Linked DNA regions of Homo sapiens: regions 2 and 3 are each linked to region 1. The links are chromatin loops, found by intact Hi-C in ENCODE. Cell type or tissue: heart left ventricle. All regions are shown on one strand. Links, peaks and the distances in the headings refer to the core of each region. The heading gives the core; the rest is flanking DNA. Region 1 overlaps FOXJ3 (forkhead box J3). Region 2 overlaps HIVEP3 (HIVEP zinc finger 3). Region 3 overlaps HIVEP3 (HIVEP zinc finger 3).

Region 1 (9,931 bases), core at 622-8,621:
CTGAGCTCCACCAGCCTCCTACACCTTTGCCATCACAAAACTTAGCAAATTGTCTGTCTAGCCTACTGCCCTGGGAGCTGCTTGAAAGCAGAGACTGTGTCCTACTCAACTGAGGCCCTGTACTCATACAAGGCCTGGCACTTAGTAGGTACCACTGAGTCTTTAAAGAATGAGGCAGGTTGTAATGTTTGCAATGATCATCACATTAATGACAGCAGCTAATATTTGTCAAGACTCACCCTGTGCCAGGCTCTGGCCAAGTGCTTTACAAGTGTGGAAGCCAGTCTTGCTCCCTAAAGCCCCGCCACCCCTCACCCACTTCCAGAAGCTGCAGAGGTTCTGCCCTGCTGTTGGGGCAGCCCTCCAGTCTCTGTGAAGATGCTGATGTTTGATTCTTGTGTCTAGGTGATCTTATCATGGCTCCTGTGTGCACATTAAAATTGGGACCATTAAGCCTCAGTCCCCCCATTCCCACAGGCCCAGAGGCCTAATCGGACCTCAGCAGGAAGGCCTGGAACAGAGCCCAGGTGGGAACCTGAAGACTCCAATACAGATCTGTGTAACCTTGAAAGGGGTGTGGTCCACAATACACAGCCTCTCCAACCTGCTTGTAAATGTGTCTTGGAGGGTGTAACAATCTCTGGTTCCTATAAGAATCCAGAACTGCCTGAGGCAGACATTACAATATATGTGAACCTCCTGACAGCACTGGAAACACCTAAGAAATAACTACATAACCCTATTTTATACATGGGTAAACTGAAGCTCAGAGAGGTTAAGAAAGTATAATTTTCCCAAAGGTGCATACAGGGATGCTGTGTACAGTTGTATTGGTTGTGCACTGCACAAGGGTACCCGACCAACAGAGAGCATAAGTGTGGACACAAGCATGCGACTACCTCAGCCTAGAGGAAAGCACAATACTTCAGACTCATTGCCAGGTGGACTGGGTGGCAACTGTGGTCACGTAGCTAGAAATCCCAGAACAGAATCCATTTCTTTCAACTGCCAAAGAAAAGCCTAAAGTTCTATTGAGTCCATCCCATTCCTCTGCACTGTCTTCCTGGTCCCAAACACCCATTTTTGCCCCCTTCTAGGGAAAAGGAAAAAGAAAGGAGTCGCCACTGAGTCAGACCCTGTGAGGTAGGTCAATGATGTCCATCTTAGAGGATGAAACTGAGGCTCTCAGAAAGAGTGCTCAATGTCACACAGAAAGTGGATGGCTGAGTTGGAATTGGAAGCCTTTTGGCTGAAGCCCAAGTCCAGGCTAGGGTGGAGGGATCTCTCCCCCACCCCCAGGCCCTGGGTGGCCCGGCTCTTTCCCTTGATGCTCCAGGGGGCAGCTGGGGAGTGGGCAGGGGGCGTGCCTGGCTGTTTGCTCAGCGATGTCATCTCAGGGCCCTGTGGCCTCACCAGGAAGAGGCGGTGAAGAAACTCCGTTCACCATCTGCTCCCCCTCAGTGGGACAGCAGCTGCAGCCTTCTCCCGCATCCCCCAGCCTGCTTTGGGCATTGGCCACCAAGACAACCTCCCACACCCAAAGGCTGACAGGGAAGGAGAGCACAGCTGGAGCTCCCTCCACCTGCCCCCATAGAAGACGCTCGCAGAGCCCACAGGCTACAGGGAGGGTAGGGCATGGGTACAGACTCCCTGGGATGAGGGAGGAACAAGCCGAGGCTACCAGTCCTCCTGGCACCAGATCAGAGAATGCTTTACCTGACAAGGTGGCATTTGCAACAGGTCTTGATCAATGGGAAGATTTGGACCCATCGAGGGGAGAGCCGCGAGGCAAAGGCCTGGCAGCAGGAAGCATAAATGGCAAAGCGGGGGCGGCTGAGGTGAAAGCAGAGGGTGTCTCAAGGACTCATGGGCCAGCAGCCCAGAGAAGGCGGCTTCACACACTGGGCTGAGGAGTTTTGCCCTTCACCTGGTGACAGCAGGGAGCTACAAGAGTTTTCAGAGTAGGGGAGGCCTTGGTAAGAGTCATGATTCAGAAGGAGTGCCCTGGCACTTGGCGTTAAAAGTGGACTGTCTAGCGATGGCTGCTGCATGGGTCCAGGAGAGGTCTGTGTTCCACCCCTGGCAGTGCCCCAGAAGGGCAGGGGGTGGATTGGAAGCATAGAATGGCAGGAAAAGCAACTGGTCTTGGCAACTTGGCAACAGATGGAGAGGAGAGGGAGGGAGACAGAGAAGGGAAGACCGCCCCTGGGAACCTAATATGTGCCAGGGCAGCTTTTGCCATCTGACTCCTCACTGATGGTCTCAATAACACGTTGAGGTGAAGTATTGCATCCCCATTTTACAGATGAGCAAACTGAGGCTCAGAGAGGGCAATGTCTTACCCAAACAGAATTCTAGCTTCTTCTGACTCCAAACTCTGAATTCTTCCCATTGCCTCAAGTATTTTGCTAGCCTATGGGACCTGCAGGGAACATGCAGGCTAAGCTGCTGTTCTTGGAGCAACTTCTGGTGTAAAAGCTTTAGGGCAGCAGGCGGGGGGATGCCTGGGGGCAGGAGCCGGTATAGATCAGGGATCTAGCTCAAAGGGATAACGGAGGGAGGAGTCCTCAAAGCCACAAGGACAAGCCAGGGATGTGATAAGAAAATGTGTATCAGACCCACAGGTCTAACCCTGACAGTGCCTGTGAACCCAGCTACAATCCAGGCAAGCGTCTCCCTCCTCCTGCAAATTCCCCTATCCTAGTGGGAGGAGGGAGTGGCTATCAAGTCATCAAATTTGAGGAGCAATCTTCCTGTCTCCTGTCTCCTTTATGGGCACACACAGATACACAAAGTCCCAGTCACTATCACACAGGCTACAACGTATCACATGCTCAGCCACAGACTCACACGCTCACACAAGCACACGAGCACACGCACACAAGGCCTTGCTCACATATGGTCACACACACACACACACACACACACACAGTCACACGGAAACAGAGGGCTGTTCCAGGAAGGCCTGTCACTCAGGCATGGGAAGGTTGGGAAGTGTCCTTGGACATATTTATTGCCATTGTCTGGGACAGGAAGTTGCCTCTCTGACCTTTGGGGGATGCGGGGTGAGAGTGGTGCCATCCGTCTACCATGAGGCCAGCTCAGGCCTGCCTCTGGGGTAGGGTGACCAGAGGGTGGTCAGGGCAGCTGGGAAGTGCTATGGAAGAGACAGCACGCCCTCCAGAAGAGCAGGCACGCCTGGGGCAGATGTGGGTTCCTGTCCTCTTGCCAGCCTCGCTCGCTGGCTTTGACCTTGGGCAAATCACTTCACCTCTCTGAGTTGGCAATGTCCAGCCATAAAAGATAATGACACCAACCTCACAAGGCATCTGGGCATGCTCACTCAGATAATCGCTGTCCAGTGCCAGGCAGGGACCTGGCAAATGTGGCAATAACCATCGTTGTTTGTGACAGCCGCAGGAGTTGGTGTACAAGTGGAGACAAGGCCTGCTCCGGCTCAGAGGCAGGGCTGGTGGGGGTGGCAAGGGTAGCTGCCCAGTGGGCAAGGCGCATGGCTGGCTGGACCACAGCCCTCTGTATGCTTGCAGAAACCATGCCAGCCCCCAGCATTAGCTGGCCCCAGAAGAGGAAGGAGCAGAGCCTGAGGAGCCTCAGAGTGTGGGGCTGACACTGGGCACCTTCTCCCACCTGAGTCCTGGAGCAGGGGAGCCATAGGCACCAGGAGGCTGGGACGGGGCAGCAGACTTCAGAGGCAGCTCTAGAGTGGGCCCCAGCAGTATGTGGCCGAGAACTAGACAGGCTCCTTGGCTTCCTCCAGCAAGCTCTGACACAGGAGAGGAGGAGCACAGATTCTAAAGGCTGGCTAGTGGAATCCCTACCTTTCTTTAGGAGCACCAAAATCTGGGGGCTGCAGAGAAAGGGAGCACAGCCCTAAGTAAGGGTAAAGGAAACCCTCCAAAAGAGGAAAGGTGCACAGCCGGCAGCCCCGCCCCCTAGTGGCCACAGGCACTCACTACAGCCTAATTGCAAAGTAGCTTTGGCTTTGTTCTAAGGCCCTCATTCTCCGCCTGGTCGCTCCGGGAACAGGGCCTGAAACAGCACAATGTGGTGGTGAATGGCGCAGACATTGGAGCTGAATGGCCTAGGTTCAAAACCCCAGCTTTACTGTTGCTATTATTACCTGTGCCACTTACAAGCTGGATGACCTTGGGCAAGGGACTTCATTTCTGTGGCTCTGCAAGATGAAGTTGATAATAAGAGTATCTACTACACACAGTTACTTCAAAGAGTAAGTATGATAATCCACATCAGGTGCTTAGGATAAGTAATATTAAGTAACAGGAACTTTTAATAAAGAGTAGCTGTCCAATTCTGTACTTCTGAGGTCAGCATCGCTTAGGGGTACTGCAGGAGAGCTGGGGGTTGAAGCCCTGACCTAGGGTTGAATTCTGGTTCTGACGCAGTCAGCTACCAAGTCTCTGCTCTGTACATGTTGACTAGTCACATATATTAAGGGAAGAGTCCAAGGAGGTAAGCTCAAAAATCACTCTTGAAAATCCTTTGGGAAGGCAGCACTTTTGTGGATAAACATGTCTCAATAAGCCCAACCCGGCCAGTTTTTCTAGTTCTTGGTTGAAGTCTGTCTTTGAGCATTGGAGGAAGCTGCTGGCTTGAACCCAAGACAATGCTGCACGAAACACATGTCTCTTTATCCACCGGAATTGACTCAGTAATGAGATGCTCACGCAGAAGGTACATGGAAGCAAATACCAGTTATAGACTCAGATTTGAATCTTCCATCTCACACTCAGGGGCACATGTCCATCACAGGTGGATACTCCACCATTACATTATTTAAAATTTCCATTCCTTCTCTCTTTGGCCAAGTATATACAACTGAATTTACATGCTTTGATTGAACGCATTCATGATACAACTCCATTGTGTCTCACCTCTCCAAAGCTGTTTCTTCTTCTGTAAAATGAGGGCAGTAACAGTACTACATCATCAGACTATTGTGCAATCAAATAAGACAGTATGTGTAGGAATTTTAAATCGCTGCCAGACAAATGACTTTCATTCCCTTCCCCCAAATTTTCCCTAACTAACTGTGTGAAACGTGAGCAGACCCTTCCCTCTCTGGGTCTCAATGTTCTCCAACAACAAAATGTGGGGGTTGTGTTAGTTGATTTCTAAGGCCCCTTCCAGCTTGAAGCTTTTAGGATAGTGCTGTAATTCTAGGGCATTTAATGCAGTCAAACCTTCAATGCATTTGATCTTAGCCAAAAGGCCAAGAAGCTATCAAGCCTTCAGTGAATGTTAACTGATGCTTACATGGTTTTTCCAGGACTCCTTTACCCAACTGATAAGGGTCACATCTATAAACAGCAGCCCTTTGCACACTGTAGTATCTTAAAACCTTGAGAATTACACATGCATCTTAATCGCCTTTTCATTTGATCAGCAGAAGTATACTTCAGCTGCATCTGAATCAGCACAAGGTGACTACATTTAGTGGTGCCCTTACTACAGTCCTTCAGAGGCACCGCGAATGACAAATGCTTACCTGTGATGGGAGTGAAGCACAGCTTTCCCTCCAAGGAACACACACGGACACATGGACACACACACGGAGGATAGTCACTATCCTTGGCTTTGGGAAAATTCCTCTTTTTAGATAGCAGTGAGGTAAAAGGAAATGAACTCTGGAGTTAGGTCTGGACTGAATTATTCCAGCTCCTCTATTAGCTGTGAGAATTTGGGCAGGTTAACTTTTCTGGGCCTTGTTTCCCTATCTGTAAAACTGCCAAAGATGTTTCTGGTGGCATTGTGTGGGTTACGTTAGCAGCAGCCTGAGGCTTTGGGTAGATCATGGGATTGATGAAAAGGTCCCCCTTCTAGAGTGGGAGGGACTCCAGGTTAATCTCACTTCCAGCCACATGGCTGGTCTGCCCGTTGCTTAGCCTCTCCGGGCCTGTTTCCACATCAGTGAAGTGGGGACAGCATTTCTCACAGAATTGCTACGCTCAGCTCTTGACCAGCAGCCCTGCACTTCTCTTGCCTCAACCCACAACCCCCATGCTAAGGTAGCTCCCATGCCTTGCCCAAGGTAATGGTATAAATGGCAATACCTCCTCCCATCTGTCTGGGACCCTTTGAAGACTCAACTTGGTAGCCCATACCTGGAGCCTCTCCTAAACCACGGCCCCAATCCTCAGTATGACCTAACTCCGCATCACCAGAATCTTGCCTTACCAGAGCATACCTTCAGAATAGCCTCCCTGGGCTGGCATTTGCTACCTGTCCTGGGCAAGTCTGCACCCTCTAAAGGCAGGAACTGCGGCTTCCTCATCTCTGGATTTCTCATGAGAGGGCTTAACACAGAATATGTGCTCAGCAAATGTAAAGCCCCACTTTCACCTTTTGGAAATAGCTCTGGGAAGGCAGTGCTGGGGACAAGATGGGGCAAGGGCAGGGGGTAGGGAGAGGGGAATTCCCTCAGTAAGTATGAGAGGATTGTGCAAAAAACATGATGCCTGGAATCAAATGACCTGGATTCAAACCTCTGCTCTATCACCTGCCAACTGAAGAATCTAGACAAGTTTCTATACCTCTATCTGAGCTGTTCCCATGTCGGTAAAAGGAGGACCACAATATCTACTTAGCACAGCACCTGGCACATACTGAGTACCAGTATGCTTTATGTCCCATGTGCTGTCCTAAATGTTTAAATGTACTGATTTATGTAAATCCCACTACAACTCTAGGAGGCAGATACTATCCTCATTGTACTGGCGCTGCAAATAAGGAAAATGAGGCCCAGGGAAATCCAGTGACTTCCCCAAGTTCATGGAGCTAATAAGATGCTCACTAAATGGCAGCAATTACTGTCCTCAGGTAGTAATGCAAAGGACACAATCTCAGTGACCCCAAGGACTCTGGGGTCCTGGCTGTGGGGTTTCTGCACCTGGACTAGCTCCATTCTCACTTCTTCAATTACAGCAAACAACGGAGACCAATCAGTGTTGTAAATAGAGTTAACATAATATATTTATTTTAAGTGCCATTCATGCATATCAGTTCTGGCAGCAACAATCCTAATGACACTTGGAATATTTCTTTACAGCACTAAACAGTTACAAATAATGGTTGCCGTTCATCATAGAGGCAAAATATGAAATCGTGCAATAGCAAAACTGTAGAAACATTAAAACACTGACTGTCCAACAGCAGTACAGAGAGCAGGTTGTATCTGCACAAAAAGCCAATGCATTTTCATCACATATATACAATATAGATATGTACACATCACCCTCTGAATGAACAATATCAAAATACTCTATTCCATTTGAAATTATCCCCGGATTGATTCCCTCCCACTTCAAAGGACATCTGAGCGACACGTATTTACAAGAACACACATGAATACATTTACATTTCAAAAACTGCCACAAATGCCAGTCGGATTATTCTCCTGAACAGAGTGTCCCCATTTGTTTACATGCATTTACTATTCTTTCCCCCTAAAGTCTTCAGTCAATTTAAGCCCAAGACAGAACTTGTTCTGCATTAGCAACTACCATACAAAATGGCCACTAGAGGGACTCTCTGCACCTCACCAGGTAACCCTGTCTGGCCAGGGCCCACAGAAAAGGCCTGTCCTGGGCTCCTGGACCACCTGGATCACAGGAGAGTGGGATGGGTCTGGGTGAAGGCTTTGCCTCCATGGCCATTCTTGCTAAGTTTAAATTCTCATAAAAATATTCATCACTGCAAATCAGTAAATGATTGCCAAATGGGAAATTCGCTTCACACAATTTATAAAATCATCATCAGTGGTTCTACTCAAATCACTCAGTATGAGACTGCATTCCAATATCCAAATTGTTTAAAGTGCACATTGCTACCCAAGCAATTAAAACAGTTTCAAAACAGCTATTTTGGTGTCTAGAAAACAGTGACTTAAGCAAACCATTGAAAATCACCCCTCTTTTTTCAAGCATTTACTCTGCAGGCTGCCATCTCATCTTGCCTCTGATCCTTCTAAGAGGCGCAAGTTGGCTGCCTTTCCAGAATCCTCTGATTTTCGTTGATCCAAGGGGCTGGAACTGAGCTTCCTTTTTCATGCCAAGTAGGGTCCAAACAACAGAGAAACATAAAGCTCTTCCTTTCTCCCCAACCTCACCAGCCCTTACCATGGCTGGCTTCCCAGTGATTCATTCAAGGCAACACTCCATTAAAACACACACACACACACGCGCGCGCACACTCTCACACACAGCACACACACACAGAAACAAAAGATGTTTGTTTAGTTCAAGTAGAGATTACTCAACCATAGAATCACTAAGGCTAATTAAAGTGATTTAGCATGGCTGATAAGACCAGAGATGCTAAAAAGCAACTAGTGAGCAGTTATTACTCTTTGACTTGATGGAATATATTTCCCCATTAGAACTGACACTTTTTGGGGGGTCTAAAGAATCAATTCAAAATCTATTCATTAAAAAAAAACCCTCATTTCTTCTAGTTTTATCATAAAACTAAGATAATCAGTCCATGCAAACTGTGATATGATATGAAACAAAACAAACCACCACCACTAAAAAACCCGTAAGAGGGGCTGCATTTCAAAGAAAGGGACCAAATGTCATGCATACACAGACATACAAGACAACAGAAACAGCAGGCCACATAATATCTACATTAAACACTGAAGCAAATAAAACTGTAAGTGGCTCTATCCTCCTTTCAAGACAACCTAGATGAGTGGGGAAACCTGCTTTAGAAACCCTGCCCTGCTGTTGTTGCCCAAATGAAATCTGATTCAAATTCCAGAAAAATCCGATTTAACTAATAAGTCTGAATCAGCAAGAATGCCAAGACAGAGAAATCTATTCACATGGTAAAAGGAGTGATGATAGAGAATGACACAATGTCTCTCTGAGTGTCTTATCTGTAAATTCTTATCAAGAAAAGTAACGCTGGGCCAGGCGCAGTGGCTCATGTCTGTAATCCCAGCACTCTAGGAGGCTGAGGCAGGCAGACTGCCTGAGCTCAAGAGTTTGCAACCAGCCCAGGCAACATGGTGAAACCCCATCTCTACTAAAATACAAAAAATCAGCCAGGCATGGCGGTGTGCACCTGCACTCCCAGCTACTCGGGAGGCTGAGGCAGGAGAATTGCTTGAACCCGGGAGGCGGAGGTTGCAGTGAGCCGAGATCGTGCCACTGCACTCCAGCCTGGGCAACAGGGCAAGACTCCATCTCAAAAAAAGAAAAAAATAATAATAGTTCTGTGCTTTCAGACACATTTCTCCTTAATGAACCCGACAGGAGCTAAGCATTCACAGAAGGTAGCAATAAATATTAAAATGACACTTTTGAATAATAAATACATAGGTGAATGTGGAAGCACTGATGTGTTTAAAGAGCCAAGCAATGCCCAATTTCTTACCAATCAACAAATTTTAGAGCTATTATAATGCAGATTTAGAAAAGCAGACATAAATACTCTATGATCCCCCAAGCATCAAAACCAATTTGGTCAGTTCTTCATGCTGCTCAGGAGCAACATGCCCCTTCGGATTGTTGGAGTGTGTCAAATTCTGGTTTCCTTGACTTATTAGATAGAATTCATTACCCACATTTCTAAAAAAGATTAAATAAGGGGAACTGGGTTTTGGAAAAAATCTATTTCCTTTCAGTTTCCTACATCAGTTAAAAGCATCCTGCAGAAAATAGCCTAACAAGGAATAAAAACTGACAATAACTTTCAAGACATAATAATCCAATTAGAAAAAACTGAAGCCTTTCAGTAATTTTTGTACATATATTTACACATATGTATCTTTATATAAACTGCTTGCAGCAAAATAGGCTCCGTCTGAAAAATCAGTCTGGCACTTGTGGTTAACATCAAACTGACACAAATATGCAAAAAGCCGTCCAAATCACACAACAGTTAGGAG
Region 2 (9,931 bases), core at 552-8,551, 600 kb before region 1:
AAAAGGCTCCAACTTATTACCACTTATTTAATTCATAGTTTAATCAATTTGTTCCCCAATAAATACACAGAGGTAACACATATTCCCAAAGACATAATTCTAAATCTGGAGTTCACAGCAAAATGGGACTAGGCACAGCAGATGATTAGGCTGAAAATCATGCTACACTTCTGGGTTTCAAAGTCCAAGAAGAAATGGATTTGTAAAAAAACTATTAGAAAAGAAAATAATCTTTAGATTTTTTAAAACTAACACTATTCTCTCCAAGCTACTATTTCATGAAACACACAGGTATGTGTGCACATACACAGGCACACACACACACACTTCAAAATGTACAAATGCACTGTCACAAAAACGTGCTGCGTACACTGCATGAACTCTTAAGACTTGGATAAAAATTAATTCAGCTATAGAAATAGATGAGATAGAAAAGTACACTCGTTAAAAATGTAACCCCTTCAACTGGAACAGTAATGAATTAAATAAACTTTTAAAATAATTTCTTTAAGGAATGTCAAAGAGGCCTGAGACACAGTTCTGCAGTATGCGCTGTGCTGTGGACAAAGGGTGGGTTCACTGATGTGCAGGTGGACCGCCTCCCAGATACGAAGTTGGATGCATGACCCGGAGTTCAGAGGAGAAGTCCTTGGAGATAGGGATCTGAGTGTCATCAACCTGTAGATGGTGTATAGATCACGTTGGGACTGAGTTTAGAGGAAGAGCACGGAGCCTGGGGCTGGGCCATGTGGAGCCCTAATGTTCAGAGATCAGGCGATGATGGGACTCACTGAAGATGGTGAGAAAGTGTAACCAGTCAAGGAAGAGGAGGATCAAGAAAGAAGGTGATAGGGTTTGTCTGTGTCCCCACCCAAAATCTCATTTGAATTGTAATCCCTATAATCCCCATGTGTCAAGGGAGAGACCAGGTGGAGGAATTGAATCATGGGGGCAGTTTCCCCTATACCATTCTGGTGACAGTGCATGAGTTCTCATGAAACCTGATGGTTTCATAAGCGTTTGGTAGTTCCTCCTGCATGCATTTTTCCTTCCTGCCACCTTGCGAAGAAGGTGCCTTGCTTCCCCTTCACCTTCCACCATGATTGTAAGTTTCCTGAGGTCTCCCCAGCCATGTGAATGAGTCAATTAAACCTCTTTTCTTTATAAATTACCCAGTCTTGGGCAGTTCTTTATAGCAGTGTGAAAACAGACTAATACAGGCAGTGTCCAGGAAACCAAGAGGACAAAGTCCTGCATGGACGAGCGAAGGATTGACTGTGTCAAATGCTGCCGATGGCTCAGGAAAGAATAGAAGTGAGAACTGACTACTGACTTCTGCAAGGTGAGGGTCATCATTGACTTGGATAAGAGCAGCTTCTGAGGTGTGAGGAGCCCAAAGGCCCACCTTGAATAGGTCTGAGAGAAGCCAGGAGGAAAGATACGGAGGTGAGCAACACAGTCACCTTCTTCTGGAGTTTTTCTTTAAAGGAAACAGAGAAATCTGGCAATATGGCCCTTCAGCCAAAGTATTTTTAAGGTGGAAACCTTAAGTCTGGGTATGCTTAAGGAGCACTCTCCTGGCCCAGGAGAGTGGCAATGGCTGGAGTGAGGTACTGGGGTAGGTGAGGTGGGATGGGAGCCAATGCCCTCCCATAGGAGGTGCAGCAGCTGAGTCCTGCAGCACGCAGGGTCTGGCATGGACTCCTGGGATCTCACCATCTGAACTTATCATTCCCTTCGGACATAAGCCCCAATAACACACCACCCAACTGGGCTTGGTCAGCCAGGTGGTTCCTATCAATTCCAGTCTCTTCCTCTTCCGTGTAAGCCCACTGGGCTGAATTCCCAGCTTTCCTTGCAATAAGTGAACTTGAGTTAAGACAATATAGTCATTACTCTCAAGGAACAACATAACTTTGTGTGTGTGAAAACAACACTGCTTAACAAAAAGCCATTCTAAACAACCAAGGCAAATGCACAGGTGCTGGGTGAGAGAGCCATCACATCCCTGATGGGCACTCCCAGGGGCTGCCTGGAAAATGCGGGCTTTGTTCAGGTGTGGAAGTGATGGGGAATGCAGAGGGGGCCATGTGCCAGGAAACTAGTGCAATAAACAGAGACTGATGCATTGTGTGTGCAAAGCATTACCCCAGGACCCAAGTCAAGAAGGGACTTGGGAGGAGACAGAAATGGATCTTAGCACCAGTGTTATGACAGAAGTAACACAAAGAACTACAGAGTGTGGAGGGATTTGGGAGGCTCGTTAGAGGAGCAGGGCTGAGTATTGGCTTTTGAAGGCTGGGTAGGATTTGGCAATGGCAGGGCCCAGCAGGCAGCAAAAGGTGAAGGGCGACAGGAACAGGTCAGATTCTGAGGCCAGCACTCACAGGCTGAGTTTAAACTGGATCCTGTAGGTGAGGCAGCCACAGACGGCTCTGGAGAAAAGCATGACACAGGCAGAATCATGTTTAGTGATGCTCAGTGGCACCAACTTTGGAGTTCTAGAGATAGGGTGGCCAGAGCAGTGGCAGAGGGAGTAAAGAGACCACACTGAGTCACTGACTACTTCATGCAGACACCAGGATTGGGGTCTAACTGGAAAGGGGGAGAAGGCGTCCAAGACAATGTTAAGGTTCTGAGTGTGAAGGGCTGGGTGTGTCATCTGAGATCTGGATGTGGAAGGAGATGCTGTTGGTGGGAAGTGGAAGGCTTGGTTTGCACATGCTAAGTGTGAGGTGTGAATTTCCCAGGCAAAAATGCTCAGGAGGCATCAAAACCAGTGTCTGCAGTTCAGGGGTGAGGTCCTGGCTGGAGACCCAGATGTAGCAATGTCGGCACAGAGATGAGGCCTGGGGCTAAGGAGATGGGTGACACTACCAAGGGAGAATGCTCAAGGCAAGAGGAAGTGAGTCTCACTGATCAGGTATGGGAGCTGCCATCACACCTGTAGCAGGTAGACTGCTGGGCAGCGTACCCTTCCTCTCCACTTGTCTGGGTCTCGCCCACCCTCTGGGCCCGGCCCCACCCACTCCGGGAAGCCCTCTCTAGCTATTCCATCCCCCAGGCATCCTTCCTTTGCTGTGAGCTTCTCAGCTCTGGCCATCCCCACCTTAGCAGTGGGTCTTGTGTTGCCACCTTGGTGTAGTCCCCAAGCACCTTGAGGGCAGGATGACAGTTAACCCCCATGGGACACTGCATTTTCTGACACAGAGCACCCAAAAGGCACTGATTAAGTAGATCCTCCTCCCTGATGAATTAATAAATTGATCAGTCACTGAAATGGAGGTCAAGAAAGAAATTAAGGCAAGTTTAATTAGAGATTAAAAGACTCATATAGCATCTACTCTTTTGTGTCTGGCTTACTGATTCATGATGAACTAGGTCTACATGTATCAACATGGATGCACGTCAAAAACACTGTTGAGTAAACATAACAAGTTACAGATGTATGTTAAACCAATTTGAATAGTCATGAGCACTATATCTACCAAATATTTCAGGTTCTCCCAAGCACACGGTAGGAATGCACTTCTCTACTCCCATGGAGCTAGGTGAGGCCATGTGACTTGCTTTGGCCATTTAAATGTGAGCAGAAGCTTCTGGGTGGAACCATTGTTTTCTTCTTCCTCTCTCAGCCTCTACTGGCCTGGATCTAAGGAACAGAGCTCCATAGCAGATCCTTCTCAAATGTGTACAGGAGTGAAATACATATGTTTGTTGTATTAAAAAAGAAAGAAAAAAAAGGAAGAACTGAGTCTAAGGCAAAACTGTGGGATTGCAGAGGAGTGTGCCCAGTGATTCTGGGTGTGGGCACTCTTGGCAATTTGGGGGAACAAGAGGTTGTAAGGCTGGTGGAATGGAAGGTCAGCATCTCTGGCCTCGTCCCTGAAATGCCAGTTATGTGGCAACCAAAATGCCCTCCCCCTCCTTCACCATTTCCAAACACTCTGCGGGGTGATGCCAGCCCCAAGAGAACCATGAATGTAGAAGAATCACCAGAAGTGAGAGTGGGAGGCATGGTCCCAGCTTGAGATAGCCAGGCTGGGGGAGGAAAGGATCTGACACTATAATCAGTTCCATACGTGCTCAAATTGCATGTGACAAGTTGAAAGGGAGAGGATACCTTCCATATCTGACAGAACAGATGGGACTGTCCCAGACAGAGATTGACAAAATGGATATACTAGTAGTAAAATGCACCAATGTCCATTTTTTGAGCAGCTATGAATTATAGCCTTCATATGGGGTCTCACAAGGTCCTCTGAAAATCCCACATGTTATTTTCCCCCTTTTACAAATGTTATTCTCCCCCTTTTACAGATAAAGAAACTGAGGGCGGGAGAGCTGGGGGGCTAGTCTCAGGCAGAACAGAGGTAAGTGGGGCAGAGATGACAGAACTCAACCGAGAGGATTCTGAAGCAGAGCAGGTGGGACTAAGTGAAGACCTGGAAGGAGGTGGAGAGGGAGTAGGACCCATACCAGCTGGAGGAAGAGAAGAGGACTTGTGGGTGATGTTCCCCCTCCTTCAGCCATTGCAGACCGTGTAGGTAGAGACATCCAGCAGGGAGCTGGGCACGGAGTGGCTCCTGCCAGCTGCCTTTCTGGAGGCTCAGGCTTCCTGAGGTCTCAGAGCACCTGCCTCTCAGGGAAGATGCGAACCTCCCCGGGCACACACAGACTGCTGCTGGGGCAAGCTCCTGGGACACCAGGAAACACTCAGCAGCCCTCAGAGACCACAGAGAACCTCTGAAGCAAGAAGGAAGAGGGCCAGTCGCTGTGAGCAGGCGCTTCATCAATCCTGCCTCTGTGTGGCCTCTAAGGGATCCAGTGGCATGAGAACACAGAGACACACGAGGGCGCTCTAACCAAACAGCAGGAGGACCCGCGTCCCTCCCCACACGGAAAGAGGGTTGGCATTTTCAAAGACCTTTGGTTCAGTGTTTTTTCAACGCAGCTGCTATTGGTATTTTAGGCAGTAGGTTTCAGGGGCATTTGCTACCCCTGGCCCCCTTCCCATCATTGACTACCCTGCTGCCCACATTTCCAAGCACCCTCTCTCCTGAGAGCCCCTGCTGGTCAGTGCCACCAGAAGATGCCAACTGGTGGCCCTGGGGAGGGTGGCAGTCTCTGTTGTCCCCCAACCTTATGGAGGACTCCCGTGCCTCCCACGCTGACCCTGTGAGTTAGGCGCTTGCAGGTGCTAGAGGATCAGAGGCCCCCAGTGACAGCCATGTTGGCCCCAGCTCATGGGGACTGTCCTGCACAGGAAGCGCATTTTCCTCTACGTTGTTGTCCTTCAGGGCTGTGCAGGACCAGGCCACCCTGATCACACCAGGGACACAGACACAGGACCCTGAGACAGAACGCCATGGGACCTGCTCACAGACACCCAAATCCCAGGAAGCAAACATGTGGCCACACAAAACACAGCTGGCACAAAACTTCCACAAAGCACGTCTGAAACACGGCACCCTTCCAGAGCCCAGACAGTCCCTGAAGCTGTGAGCTCTGAAACGTTTAGACCATTCGTTTCCCAAAGTCAAGCATCAAAGGTGAATAACTATGAATGAGATTCAAAATATTCACCAACCATTGAGCCCTGGGCCCCAGCCAGTCAGGATAGGGACCAGTGGAAACACCTGGTGCATACAGTGTGCAGTCAGCCCTGCAAACAGCCTAGTCGGCTGAGCCCAAGTGCCCCATGGGAAACCAGACATGCCAAGATGGCCATTGGGCAGTACAGAGATGACTTTTGGAGAATACATGTCAAGAGAGACAGAAGTCTGGACATTTGCTGGGATACTGGGATGGCAACTCCAATGCAGGAACTAGAAACCTGGCCAGGATCTGAGAAAATGAGGGGCTGGAGAAAGACCCAGACCTCTCCAGATCCTCAACAAATACCCAGCATCACCCATCCCCACCAAGAAGCCCCACGGCATTCTTAAACAGAGGGGCCTGAGAGTCCCAGGAAGGTGATGTCTGCTGAAAGGCATCGCTGGGACCACAGGGCACCTGTGGGCAGAGCCCTTGCCAACTGAGCCACTGCTGCCCGTGAACACCAATGGGCACCAGCTCTTATTCCACGGAAGCAGACGATGGAAACCAAACATGAGTCTTACCCTCCTTCGAAGATTTTGATCCTCGCCGGCTCCCCTCTCTGGGAGGCAGGAGCATCCTCCTCCGGCTCCCCTCTCCTCTCTTCTTCCTTCTCCACTCTAGCTAGATCTTTCTGGCCTTCCGGGGAAACCAGTGAAGGGAGGTGAACCTGGCCCACCGCAGGAATGACAAAATCATTGCTGGTTAAAAGTGCATCCTCAGTCACGAATGCAATGCTAATAATCATGCCTTACACAGTACTGCACAAGTACACATATGCAATCTTCACACTCCCCCATGAAGAGGTGCTATTAGCTCCACTTTACAGAATTAAGGAAACTGATCCCCAGAGAGAATTCCCTTATCCAAGGCCATGCCATTAGTTGGTGTTACAGCTGGAACCCTGTCTCTTTCATGTTAACCTCCCATAAGACCTGTGTTTGTTCTCTGTCTTTTACACTAGTCTGGGAACTCCTGGGGACAGGTCCTCATCTTGGTCTCCTTGGGCACCCCAGAACCCCATACAGGGCCTGTCTCAGAGAAGAGGCTTAAATAATGTTGAACACATGAACAAGGCTCCACTCTGCCTTTGGAGATGAACTGGTCCAGTTCTTGTTTATAGATCAGAAAGCTAAGGTCACCCAGCGAGTTAAGGGCAGAGCTGGGAGCAGAGCACAGGTCTCTTGCTTCCAGGATCTTGGCCCTCCTGAGCTAGTACCAAAGGCCAGGAGCTGGGCTGAGGACCCTGACCAGCAGGACGTCCCCAATTCCACCATAGAGACAGGCACAGAGAGGCTGTGCAGGCTCTGGGCTGTTAGTCCTGCAGGACCCACGCTCTTTACAGAGCCACACCTCAGTGATGAGAGCTAGCTTAAGGGGAGAGCTGGCATTGGCTTTGTGCTTCCTGGACATCTTCCACTATCCCAAGAACACGTCCTGTAAACACTGCAGTGTTGTCAGGGGTGGGTGCACTTTTGCCTAGGGAGCAGAAATGCTGTGCTTAGGGGCTGGGAGTGAGAATTTCCTCCTACTTCATGCCACTGTCATTAAGGTCATGAAAAACCATGCTGTTTCCATCCAGTGAATGAAGCAACCACATTTCCTGATGCTGGGGCAATCTAAGAACGGCAGTCCCCTTTGCCAGCCACCACACCTGCCCCCACAAGGACAGCATGGGGCTAGGTAGAAAGGTGACTGGCTGGGAATCAGGGAGTCTGAGTTCCAGCACCAGATAGGCCATGGCACACTGGGCTGCCGTTTGGTGGATGACTTCACCTCTCTGGGCCTCAGAGTCTGAGGGGATTTAGACCATCTTGAAGATCAATTCCAGGGCAACTTCTGTGACTCAGTGACCACCAAATAATCTCTTCAGATTTGGAGGAGGGGAGTGGAAACCGAGCAAGAATCTGGACTGCTGCTTTGGCAGAAGGCAGCTAGTTTTCTGCAATACCCTTGGGTTTCCAGAGCCTACCATTTCCACTGCACCCCGGCCTGAGATCTAGACTGTCCATGTAATGACCAAGGTGCCTCCCACAGGCAAACAGACTACTTCTCCCTCACAGCCTGCCGTGATATCTGGGCCACACTGGAGGAGGCTGGTTTGGGTGGCAGTGTACCACTTTCCCAGGAAACACAGTGTTGGAACTGAGCAGGGACCAGGGATCCATTTTAGCTTTTGATGACAACAATATGAATAAGTATAGTTAAAAATACTTACTGAGTGCCAGTGTGGCATACACTGTTCTAAGCACACTCCGCATGTCTTAACTCATTTAATTATCTCCACAGTCCTATGCGCTAAGTGTTATTATTATCCCTATTTTACAGAGGATGAAACTAAGGCTCAGAGAGGTGAAGTTATTGGCCCAAGGTCACATAGCCAGTAGGTAAGGTAGTGGGATTCAAACCTGGGCAACTTGGTACCTGAGTCCTTGTTCTTAATCACTTTGTGACAGTGCTGTGTTGTTGTCAAAATGATTCCCAAGGAGGAAAAAGGAAAGAATGTGGCTACAAAGTGGACTCTGAACAAGCTGGGGTTTCTCCAGGGTTTATACGTGGAAGAAAAGATCTATGACCAAACAAAAACATCATGGGGTGTCCTAGACCTGCATGAAGATGGTTTGGAAGAGCTTCAAAATGCTAAGATAGACCTAAGGACTTTTTCAGAACTACTAACAGAGAATGGAAGCCGCAAGCTGACAAATGTCAGCTCAGTACAGTAAAGAACCTTCTTAGAGCACTGTCCAAAGATGAATTGGACTGCATCATGAGATGGTGAGTTCCTCTTGCTGGAAGTATGCAAGCAGAGACCAGAGAGAGGTGTAGTTGTATAAAAGGCCTTAAGCCATAGACCATGTGGTTATACTAATGTACCAGATTGGTGCAATTCTGGAAGGAAACATGCCAGTGAACCAAACAGAATATTCCAAGAAAAAGTTCGCAGGTTTTAGGAGCACTATAAATAAATAATTGCCGAATCCAAATTAACACTTCCTTTCTCTTAAATGGCCTGTAACATTTTCAGTCATTAGAAACTAGAGGCAGCTTAGATAATTCAAAAGGGCATTGGAGTAAAATCTAGTTTTGATCTAGGCTCTGCCATTTACTGTGTGGCCTTGTGAAAGTTACTTAACCTCTCTTGTGTTTTGGTCTCCTCATCTATGAAATGGTGATATTGCACCCTAACTTTCAAGTTGGTTGTGAGGAGAAAAGTAACATTTAGCATAGTACTTGGTACATAATAGGTATCCAAAAAGTTAGCAGTATGAATAATTATAACAGCATCTTGGGAGTGGCCACAGCTAGTAAGAGACGCTGAAGAGGAAATTAGCAGGACATTAACACAAAAGTGGAAATCTTGGTCAGGGATGTCTGTAGACTGACAAAGACATCTAGGGAATAAATTTGGAAAACAGTTCTGTGAAGAACATCCAGTCAAGCTAAGGACAAATTCAATGCACAAAGTTCACTGAATGACAAAAGGGGAAGATATGAGAGCACAGGAAATTATAGAACACAGTTGTGCTCACTTATCTACAATATGAATTTGGTTTAGGGAATTTAGACCTAATTTGGTCAGAGCTTCTGGTCTGAAGACACACTAATAAACATTTTTTAATTTGCAGTCAACTTTTAAGATTTTCTCTCCTCAAATAATTAAAAGAAGAAAAATAGACTCTTTGGAGTCAGATAGGTCTGGGTTCAAATTCTGGGTTTGTTCAACATTTGCCAGATTATCTTGACCTTTCTCAGACTCTGACCCTCAGTTCCCTAAGCTATAGAAGGGAGATGGTTATGTTACTTCAGAGGTGGAGGTGAGCAGTGACCAGATTCAAGGGCCCAGCACAGTGTCTGGCACCATGAGGCTGCTCAGTAAACAAGACCAGCTGTTATTCCACAAATGCCAAGTCAGCACAATCCAAATCCCTAGGCTGGCCTTGTCAGGGTATGGTGGTGGCTTTTGTCTGACATTTGAAATTATTGAATTTCAAACTTGCTGAGCTTTCAGGGGACGAGTTCATTTTATAGCTCCTGATGTAGCCTCAGATCAAAGGCAATGAAAGCGTAAACATTAGCGTTTCTTGACCACGTAGCACAAATAGGTCAAACTGTGAGTGGCATTGCCATCCACTGGTAAGGAGGGATACTGCAGCTCAGCTCCATTTGCTGTCTTACTCCCAGAAAAGGAAGAAGGAATATTTCAGGAGTTGTTTGTGCCAAATTCTAGAATCTTGGAAATGGGAAGATTTAAAGTGGTACTAGAGAATGGAAACAGCAGATGTAAGAATTAAGAAAAGCAGGAAAAGACTAACAAGACAAGGGATATCCATAT
Region 3 (9,931 bases), core at 1,157-9,156, 360 kb before region 1:
ATACTTCACCTGTCTGGAGTGCCAGACCCTGCCAGGTACAGAGAGAGAGACAGAGGGAGTGAGGGAAGGAGGGACCTGTATGGAGACTGAATTACAGGGCAGACACAGGATCCCTACAGAATCCTGCCAGGCAGTTGTTCCAATGTGTAGCGATAAGCAGTGACAGGGCAGAAATGGGAGGCGATTTTCCCAGCCTGTCACCTCCAGCAAGGTGTGAGCCAGAATGCACACGCAGGCCTGCGTGTCTCTGGGGCTGATGACAGAGTCACAAGGAAACAGATCTCCATAGCACAGCGTGGAAAGGGCCAATGCTGTTGGGTGAAAGATGCTCTGGGAGGTCAAGAGAAGGGCCAATTAACCCCATCTGGGGAAGCATTTCATGACGGTTGTGATGCTTGCCCTGGATCTGAACAGCACATGCATGGGAATAGGTCAGGAAGTCAAGGGGACAAAGATCAGGGCAAAGGCACCAAGGTGTGTAGTCATGATGGGGGGCAGGGGGAAGGCATCAGGAGGCTCCAGCCAAGGAGGAGGCTGTGAAGGAGGCACTCAGCAGCCCATGCTGACTTTCCTTATAACTTGGACCCCAGAAGTCACTGCTATTTCCAGAAAATTAGAGTCACAAATCTGATAATATTATCAACCACTAACAGGGCATCCACTATGGGCTAGACATTGTCCTAAGCACTTCATAAACACTACCCCCATTTAATCTTCACAACAACCCTATAAAGTAAGATTACTACCCCCATTTGGTAGAGATCAAGAACTAGGCCCAAAGAGGTTGACTCACTTGCCCAAGGCACACACCTCTACAAGGGGTGGGGCTGGACTTGAACCTGAGGCTCCAGAGGGCATGCTCTCCTGACCACTCAGCTGGGTTGCCCCAAAGACCACAAAATGCCTTTCCTGCTCCCCAGAAGGTCCAGTTCATCCTCTCCACTAGGCTGCAGGCATCTCCAGAGCAGGGCTGTGTCCTCTCCTCCTTCTATTGAGTTCCCCTACCTGAGCCTGGCCTTTGTAAAGAAATTTGACAGGCACATCATGACAGGCAGAATCCAGGGGAAGAAAGCACTTGTCACAGTCCAGTTTGGGCTGGGAACCAACAATTTGTTGACTTAATCAGGCAGATGCAAAAAGGTGTTGTCATGGTGGCAAGCTTTCTATTCCAGGCGGCCAGGCCATAATTAAATGTCCTGACCTGCACACCTCCAATTACAGCACAAGAGCTGGTTTCCCAGGCCTGTTAACTAGCAATTATAGAACCTTCCAGTGAAATTCCAAATCACTTAGTAAAGGTCAACTTCCTTTATTTATTTTTCAGATTTGGGGGTAGAAGTGAAATGGAATTATTGCCCAAATTATGTGTGACATCCATTACTTAAAATAGGTTTATTCAAACGGCCCATATGGAGCAAGGGATGGAGCCTGCAGTTCTTACAAGTTGTTATAAGGGATCTCATTTATGGAGCACCTGCTATGTGGCAGGCAAAACCACAGTGGCTTTAAATGTGTTCTATGATTTAATTCTTATAATAAACTTAAGAGGTAGGAATTACTATTTCCATTTTGAAAAGGAGTAAACTGAAGATCAGAAAAGTTAAGTAACCTTCCCAGGGTCATACAGCTGATGCTTCAGAATTCAGGATTTACAGCCAGGTCTGTCTGCCTCTGGACACCAGGCTCTTCCCATTACTAGGTGGTCTCAAGCTAAGTAACACAATTTGGGGTTCAGAGCACAGCTCCTATGTGTTGTGCAAGGAGTGCTGAGACCTAAAATATTCCCTTCTCCTGGCCTATCCATGAAGGCACAGTTGAGGCACAGGTCTCTTCCAGCCTCTGGGATGGTTACCATGTTAGGGTTAATAACCCTTCATTGTTGACGGCTCAGACAGCTTTTTATATTGATAAGAGAGACTTGGAACAGTGTGAGGACAGTAGGCCTTCAGAACAGAAACAGGTGGTACCAAAGACACGGTCTTCATGCCATCACTTGCCACGTGATGCCCATGGCAGGTGCCACTAATCAACAGTGACCCCAGGCTCCTTCTCAATACAGGTGATTCTTCCAATGCATTGAACTGGCCCAGGAGATGCAAATTGTTTTCTCTCTCTGTCTTAGATATATGGTGACCATATTTTCTGCATGCAAAATTCTGACATGTAATTCAACTGAAGATTATTTCCCTGATTTATGAATTTATTTATGCTTTACAAAAGCTAAAGTCAAATCACATTCCCCCATATATTTAACAAATCACTTTTAATGAAAAGAATAAATGCCCCTTAATCAGAATTGTCCCAGATGATCTAGGCCATATGGTTGTTACAGTTGACTGTGGGTGCAGATCCTGGGCCTGTGCACAAAAAGACACTCAGTAAACACATGGGGAACAAGTGAATGGGAGGAGGGTTCAGATGAAAGAAAAAGGGGAAGGTCCCTGAGAATAAATCTGCTGACATCACCATCTCGCCGAGTCCATGCTTGACTGGGGACTTTCCTGAAGCTATAAATTACTTTTCAATGTCTCATTCCAGGAGAGAAATATCCAAACGACATGTCCATCTGATGAAGAGAACAGTGTACATGCACACACCAGATGCATGTGGGTGCAGCTGCCCAAATTGCAGCCAGTCAAGTTTTATACCTGACTGGCATAAAACTTAATCAGGCTCCAGTGTTCAGGGCCAAAAGCCACAACAAACATTTCAAAGTCAGGCCTCACCCTCCATCTCACAGATAGTCCCCCAGCTGCCCACAAGACCTGGACTGATTGGGTAATTGTAGAAATCCACATCCAAGAGGTTGAAATGGCAGAACTGCTATGAAGCTTGTCCCAGTTTTTCGATTCTGCCTTCAGGCAGCAACAATCCTTTCAGTTGCTTATCTCAAATAACTAAGTCACCTCCACTGAAGAAGTGCGATCAACCACTTGTAAGAAAGCAAAACTCCACAAGCATCCTAGCATCAGGGCCCACTAGTTGACTCCAGGATGAGTGCAATGATCTCTCCTGGGTACCAAGAAGACTCCATCCAGAGAGAGGGCAGATAACAAATGTCCATCTTAGGTCCCTTGCCCCCCATCCACCATCTCCTAGTCCCTGGGACCTCCATCTAAGAGGAGAAGCACCAGCCTTGGCAATGGAAGCCCACACCAGTAGGGGCTGGCCCCACACTGATCCTGGTAGGTTCATGCTTATGCTTCTGCCTCATGCTGAACTAGTGCATGCCTCAGCCCTTTGGAACCCCTTGGAGCTCTCCAAGGTACTGACCCTCATTCCTGGCTGGGCCCCTAAAAACAGTGTCATGGTGAAATGTGGTTATTTTGAGTTTATATATGGTTACAGTCTTTTAAAAAGAATCAATTCAAAATAAATTTGGCTTCACTGTTGTACCTCATTTTAAGAAGTAGTTTTCTAACTTTTCACCTCCAATTTATAGTGTGGATCTCTTTAAGAAGCCAGGTGGCCTATGTGGCATGTGGCTTATGGATTTGCCTGTAATGGCCCTGAAGCCTTTGACATCACCAAGTCCTCACTCCTTTGGATCTTGCCTGTCCTATTTCTTGGCCTTGTGCCCTTCCCAATCCCTTCCTATCAACTGCAGACTCCTAGGATGCCCTTTTCCAGCCCTTACAGGGCACTATGATTGTTTATTGACCAGTTTATTTCCCCCATTGGCCTGAGTCCTCCAATGACCAGATTTTTTTTTTTTTTGTACCTAATGCAGGGTTTGTGTCACCTGGGTCCTCAGTTGGTGTTTATTGCCCAGTGGGCAGCTAGTGAATAGTCTCCTGGGTGTGACCCAGGAGATCTTCCATCTCTTAAGCCCTTGGCTTTTCCTACTCCCCAAGGCCCACTCTGGCAGCCAGCCAGGTGTGCTGTCCTCCCAATGGTAGGAACAGTGGTCTGTGCTAGTCTCCTGCTCATAAGAAACTTCAGGATCCATGTCTTCTGCTTGCTTGTTTGTTGTATTTCCTAGAGGAAAACAGTCTGGTGTTAACCTTGGGTTTTACTGGCTACCTCACCCCATAGAAACACAACAATAACAACGAATGCTTCTTTGAACACCATTTTTCACTATTCTAAGCATTTTATATGCATTAATTATCAGTTACATTTGCTGTTAGGCAAATGCTACCACATCCTCTTTTTACAGATAATGAGGCAGACAGAGAGGTTATGTGACTCACTTGGGGCCGCCCAGCTGGTTAGTGACGGGCCCAGAGCACCCTCCAGAGACACTGTCCTGAACCATCGTGCTGTGCTGCCACCCACTGAGCTTGGAGCACCACGGGGAGGGGGTGGGGAAAGGCGAAACGTCAGGAGAGGGTGAGAAATGGGAATTTGGAGGCATAAAGTCAGGAAAAGGTTGAGTCCTTTTTATAATAAATTCCTAAAAGAGGGAATACGAAAATCGCAGTTGCTGTAGTTGTACAGATGAGTCCTTATCTAACTCCATACAATTAATATAAAGAACCATATAATTAATTTACAACTGGAAAAAAAAATACTTTATTCTAAAGATGAGCAAGCAGAGGCCCAGAGAAGCCCCCGAGTGCCCAAGTTACAAAGAAGAGTGTCCAGAGGCACTGGCTTAAGAAGACAGAAGGCACTCAGTTGAACCATTTTTACAATGGTATAAAGAACCCCCAAGGTGATATTTTAATAAACAAAATGACCCAGGTCATTAATCTCTCTGCTGCTTTGAGACATACACAGGTGCTCCCAGGGCTGAGGCTGTGGAATCCCAGCCAGCTATCCTCTAGGGGGAGCTAGAGGCAGTCCTTCCCTTTAAACAGGGCCTTCATTAAGCAAACTTAACAAACACGAGGAGCACAAACAGAAACCTCTTTCTCAGCTTGCAACGGACAGATGTTTAATAAGATGCCATGGGCCGGGTGCAGTGGCTCATGCCTGTAATTCCAGCATTTGGGGAGGCTGAGGAGGGAGGATCGCTTAGGGCCAGGAGTTCAAGGCTGCAGTGAGCTATGACCATGTCGCTGCACTCCAGCCTGGAGAACAGAGCAAGACTGTCTTAAAAACAAAACAAAACAACAACAAAAACAAAAAAATAAATAAGATGTCATGGATATGGAATAAATAGAGGATAAAGCCCACTGAGGAAATGCCTGAATTCTAGACAATCTCAGCAGCTTTCTTGCATTCCTCTGGAATGACTGGGCCACATCTGTATTGTGTTCCCATCTGGACACTTCATTTTAAGAGTGATAGTGACGCATTTATCCTGGGAAGGGAAATTAGCAAATACCAAGGCTGGTAGGGGGTGGGGGGGGACCTGGGCTGCTCACCCCAGAGAAGACTGGCCAGCTGGGCTGCGAAGCCACCACTCCAACAGTTCCCTGTCTGTGAAAAACAGAGTGTCCCCTTCCCTGAGGGTGCACTCCTCCTTGGGGGTGGGGGGACAGATAAGTTAGAACTGCCAAGGTTCTCTGCTCCTTAAATGCAGCCTAGCAGGATGGGTGGAGGGGGTGGGGGGCGGTCCTTGCAGCACTCAGAGCCAAGCGCTTTCTGGACCTGGTAAAGTGCCTATGCACTCTGGGGCCTCTGAGACTCCTACAGCAAGAAGGACCTTAGCTGTCTCCAGGCCCTGATCCAACCACTTCATTTCATTTTATCTATTTTATTTTATTTTATTTTTGAGATGGAGTCTTGCTCTGAAGCCTAGGCTGGAGTGCAGTGGTGCGATCTTGGCTCACTGCAACCTCTGCCTCCCAAGTTCAAGCGATTCTTCTGCCTCAGCCTCCCAAACAACCCCTTCATTTTCGAGATGAGGGCTCTGAGGCTCTGGGTTCCATGGCCAGTAAGAAGCAGAAGTGGGACTGGAGTCCAGTCATGCAGCCCCCCATCACCCTATCTAGTCCTCTTGCCATTTGGCCCACAGCCTCCACCAGCAGGAGCAACACTAGGCGCCAATCTTGCCCTGTCTTTCTGGTGATCTGGAAACAGTCCTATCATGGCAGCTGGAAAACAGTGGCTCACACTGCTGCCAGGCAATGTTCACCAGCTGGTCCTCCTCCCAAACACACTGGCAAGACCTAGTGACACACAGGGTGCCTGAGAGACTGTGCACCCACATACCGCCTTGCAATTGTCCATCCCCAGCCATTAACAGGTGCGACTTCTCTCCGCAGGACCACAGTGGATAGAAATCTCTGTGGAAATCTCCTCTTGGCTGCTAGCCATAGAGGACAGATCTTCTACGCCAAAGGGAGAAGGCTGAGAACCATAAAGCCATCAAGTAGGAGGGACCATGCAGTGCTCTCTGATGCCCAATATGTAACCATAATACATGAGAGACCATTAAAGGAGAAGAGCTGGGGAACCCCACCCCTGCCCCATGCCATACAACTCTTCCTAAACACAGGGTCTTCACAGCCAGCCTCGACAAGAGACACATGTAGAAGGGAACCATGACTAGCCATTCCACAGACCAGACCAGCACAGCCTGTTGTGGTGGAGACAGTAGCTTCTTCCCCAACCATTCAGCACTGCGGCCTGGGCTTCCTCACCTACAGATGTCTAGGGCTCTGATGCCTTCCTGTAGTTACCCACAGCAGCCCACAGCACTGCCCTTTCTCAATCTCAGCCTCCTCCCCACCCCTACACGGTCCATCCTCCAGTGGTGGGGGCTTCATCTCCTGATGGTCTTGACCTTGGGCACTCTTATCTTGCTGTCCAAGGGAAATCCCCAGAAGACACTGAGTAATGAGAGCTGAGAGAATGGGACCTTGCTTTTAGGCCATGGGTGAAATTCAAGCCCCAGTACGTCATGTCTGTGAGGCTTGTGGAAAGCTGGCTTCTGAGTGAGTGTCCCTCAGCCAGCACTCAGCAGACATTTATCTGGCATGACCTCTGCGCTCACACTGCCAGGGCTGGAGTGCAGAGCCACAGGAGAGTGGGGTCACGTGGGGACAGTTCTTCCCCTCTCCCTACCCTGTGCTGTATGAACTATATCCATCACCTCTTTTAGCTCTCATGCCACCATGGTGGTTGGTATGTTCCCATTCCACATATGAGTAAATGTAGACCCATGAGGGTTAAGGGAATGGCCCAAAGTCACATGGCTAAGATGCAGAACCAGAACTTGAATGCAGGCCCGGCTTCCCTAAGGCTAGTGCCTGCCACCAGATTATAGCCATGAATCTTGCATAACCTGGGTGAAACGCTTTTCCAAACTCTATTTCAAAATTATGAGTTGGCCTAAAATATGACTCCCACAGCATGCTAATCTTGTAATTACTATTCATTTATGACCACTCTCCATTGCATTTGCAACTGAAAGCTTTATTATGCATTAGTGTGTTTCGGTTCCACAAATATTTATGTTTCCATTCCACAGGTAAGAATAGGTACCCAAGAAATTCTTTTCCCCATTTTAAAATGGAGAGTTGCTCCTTTATGAAAGCATTCCTTTCAGTGAATCCATTTATTCAACTGCCCATTGATTCAAAAGCATTTACTGAGTGTAAAAGGCATACACGTTATATGCATGATATGCAAAATCAGCACTGCTCTGGGTTTTGGAGATACAGCAGTAATCAGGACAGATAAGGTTCCTGCTAAAATCAAACTTAGGTTCTAGCAGAGGAGACAGACAGTAAATAAGTAAATAAATAAATAAGATGGTTCAGGTAAGAGGTGCTATGAAGAAAGTAAAACAGGATGGCCTGGGGATGTAATAAGAGGTAACATCTGAACTGATACCTGTTACCTGCTGACTGAAAAGAAGTCAGCCATATAAAGATTAGGTGAAAGAAAGTTCTAGGCAGAAGGGGGTCAGGTGCAGTGGCTCATGTCTGTAATTCCAGCATTTTGGGAAGCTGAGGTGGGAGGTTACTTGAAGCCAGGAGTTCAAGACCTGCCTGGGCAACATAGTGGGACCCTTTCTCTACAAAAAATAAAAATTAGCTGGGCATGGTGGTGCATGCCTGCAGCCCCAGCTATTCAGGAGGCTGAAACAAGAGGATGGCTTGAGCCAGGAGTTTGAGGCTGCAGTGAGCTATGATCACACCACCGCACTCCAGCCTGGGTGATAGAGTGAGACCCTGTCTCAAAAAAAGAAAGAAAAAAAGAGAAAAGAAAAGAAAGTTCTAGACAGAAGGAACAACAAGTACAAAGCCCCTGAGGTAGGAATGGGAATGGTCACAGCCAGTGTTAATGGGACCTAGACAGTTCAAAGGGAAGCAGGGGAAGATAGGGAGGCTGACCCATAACAGGCCTCAGAGGCCCATGGAGGAGGCTTAGCTTTTATCCTAGTGGCATGTGGAGAACCAGGCATGAAAACACATATCATGAATCGCCAACAAGTGCCGTAGGAATCGATGCTTTTTTATTGTTTTTTTTTTTTTTATTGTTGTTGTTGTTTTTTGAGACAGAAGTCTCTCTCTGTTGCCCAAGCCGGAGTGCAGTGGTGGGATCTCGGCCCACTGCAACCCCTGCCTCCTGGGTTCAAGCAATCCTCCTGTCTCAGCCTCCTGAGTAGCTGGAGAACCACATCCCCAAAACTTAGAAATCAGATTGCCTTCAGAATTAAACCACTGAAGCCCACGTGCCGTTGATGCAATTAGTCACCTGTTGGTTCTGGAGTAAGTCCCCAAAGAGCTGTGGAGCATCCTAAACTAATCAAGGTGGCCTTGGAAGCAGGGCCAGTATTAGTATGTAGAAAGTGGCAGTACCAGCATTTGAACCCAGTTCAGCCTGACTCCACAATCCCAAGTCTTGTCCACTCCAGCCTCTCAGTAGCTTCCATAAAGCTTAGACACATAGCACACATAAAGATAACATGGAGAACTGTTGCCAGCATTGAACAGAAAGCACATTCTTGTGTGGCATTTTGCTTATGGCACAATCGGGGTGGGTACATGGAAGGCAGCCATGGAGTAGGCCATTCAAACCTGGTGAAACAAGAAGTTTAAGTGTTTCTCTTATTTCAGATCAAACCCAGAAGGCAAATTTTCATTAACTAACAACTAAAGGCATCTGTTACGGCTGGGTGCAGTGGCACACTCCTGTAATCCCAGCACTTTGGGAGGTCGAGGTGGGTAGATTACTTGAGGTCAGGAGTTTGAGACCAGCCTGGCCAACATGGTGAAACCCCATCTCTACCAAAAATACAAAAATTAGCCAGGCATGGTGGCGTAATCCCAGCTACTCAGGAGGCTGAGACATGAGGATTGCTTGAACCCAGGAGGCAGGAGTTGCAGTGGGCTGAGATCCCACCACTGCACTCCAGCCTGGGCAACAGAAGGAGACTTCAGCCTCAAACAAAACAAAACAAAACAAAACAAAAACATAGCATCTATTCTTACAGCATTTGTTGGTGATTCACGATATGTGTTTTTATGTGTGGTTCTCCTGCAAGCCCCATGAGAAAGAAGGGCTACAAACTTGCATTCCTAACACACCACTTGCTTCATCTTGCCATGCTCTTGCCCTCTGCTAGCACTGTCCACCTGGAAAACTCGTCCCCACCCTTCCAGATTCAGCTCAAGTGTCAGCTCCCATAAGATGTCTTCCTGACCATCTCTACCCACTTTTAGGCCAAATCAATCACTTCTAAGCACATCTTTTTGATCAACTCATCACACTGGATGCATCTGGTGGCTTAAATGTCTGCCCCTTCCTAAAGTGAGCAAATGAAGAGCAGGGATTACATCACTCACTGAGGAATTGCTGGTGCCCATCATAGCACTTAACACATAGTAGGCATTTACTGAATGCTTATTGAGGAGCCCGCTGCTGGCTGAGTAAGGTTTTCTTGCTACTGCTGATAAATGGCAAAGCTGAGACCCACATCCAAGCCTTAGACCACATTTTTCGGCCATGAGAAATGGCTATATAAAAGTAGCTAGGTCAGGACAAAGGTGATGGAGACATCAGACAGACAATAATTTGGGGTGGAGGGAAG

Evidence for each region. Hi-C counts contacts between places; a loop is a spot of excess contacts. Peaks named below come from ENCODE experiments on the same cell type or tissue, not always from the same donor. Only the 100,000 strongest peaks of a DNase experiment are listed, where the experiment ranks them.
Region 2: it touches region 1 in a loop (5-fold over the local background); 64 of 110 quality-filtered maps call a loop at or near these places.
Region 3: a loop joins it to region 1, with 14 times the contacts of the local background. A loop is called at or near these places in 25 of 110 quality-filtered maps.

The regions. Positions count from the first base shown.
Region 1 is chr1:42,169,555-42,179,485 of GRCh38, forward strand. It overlaps FOXJ3 (forkhead box J3), which reads right to left. Exons shown (of 13, transcript NM_014947.5): 13 at 6,994-9,931. Among named protein-coding and RNA genes, the nearest start is that of GUCA2A, 9.8 kb to the left of the region's middle. RefSeq lists enhancers at 2,864-3,158, 3,553-4,180 and a silencer at 3,509-3,726. In heart left ventricle, for the core only: CTCF peaks have their summits at 3,966 (motif pointing left) and 7,554; DNase peaks (open chromatin) are centred at 3,177, 3,447 and 3,957; H3K27ac peaks cover 2,206 bases.
Region 2 is chr1:41,569,422-41,579,352 of GRCh38, forward strand. HIVEP3 (HIVEP zinc finger 3) reads right to left here. Exons shown (of 9, transcript NM_024503.5): 5 at 6,123-6,268. Among named protein-coding and RNA genes, the nearest start is that of EDN2, 90 kb to the left of the region's middle. In heart left ventricle, for the core only: a CTCF peak has its summit at 4,853; DNase peaks (open chromatin) are centred at 4,870 and 5,183.
Region 3 is chr1:41,807,395-41,817,325 of GRCh38, forward strand. The region is part of intron 1 of HIVEP3 (HIVEP zinc finger 3); the gene reads right to left. Among named protein-coding and RNA genes, the nearest start is that of HIVEP3, 110 kb to the right of the region's middle. In heart left ventricle, for the core only: a CTCF peak has its summit at 4,769 (motif pointing right); DNase peaks (open chromatin) are centred at 4,233, 4,834, 5,337, 6,877 and 2 weaker places; H3K27ac peaks cover 2,017 bases.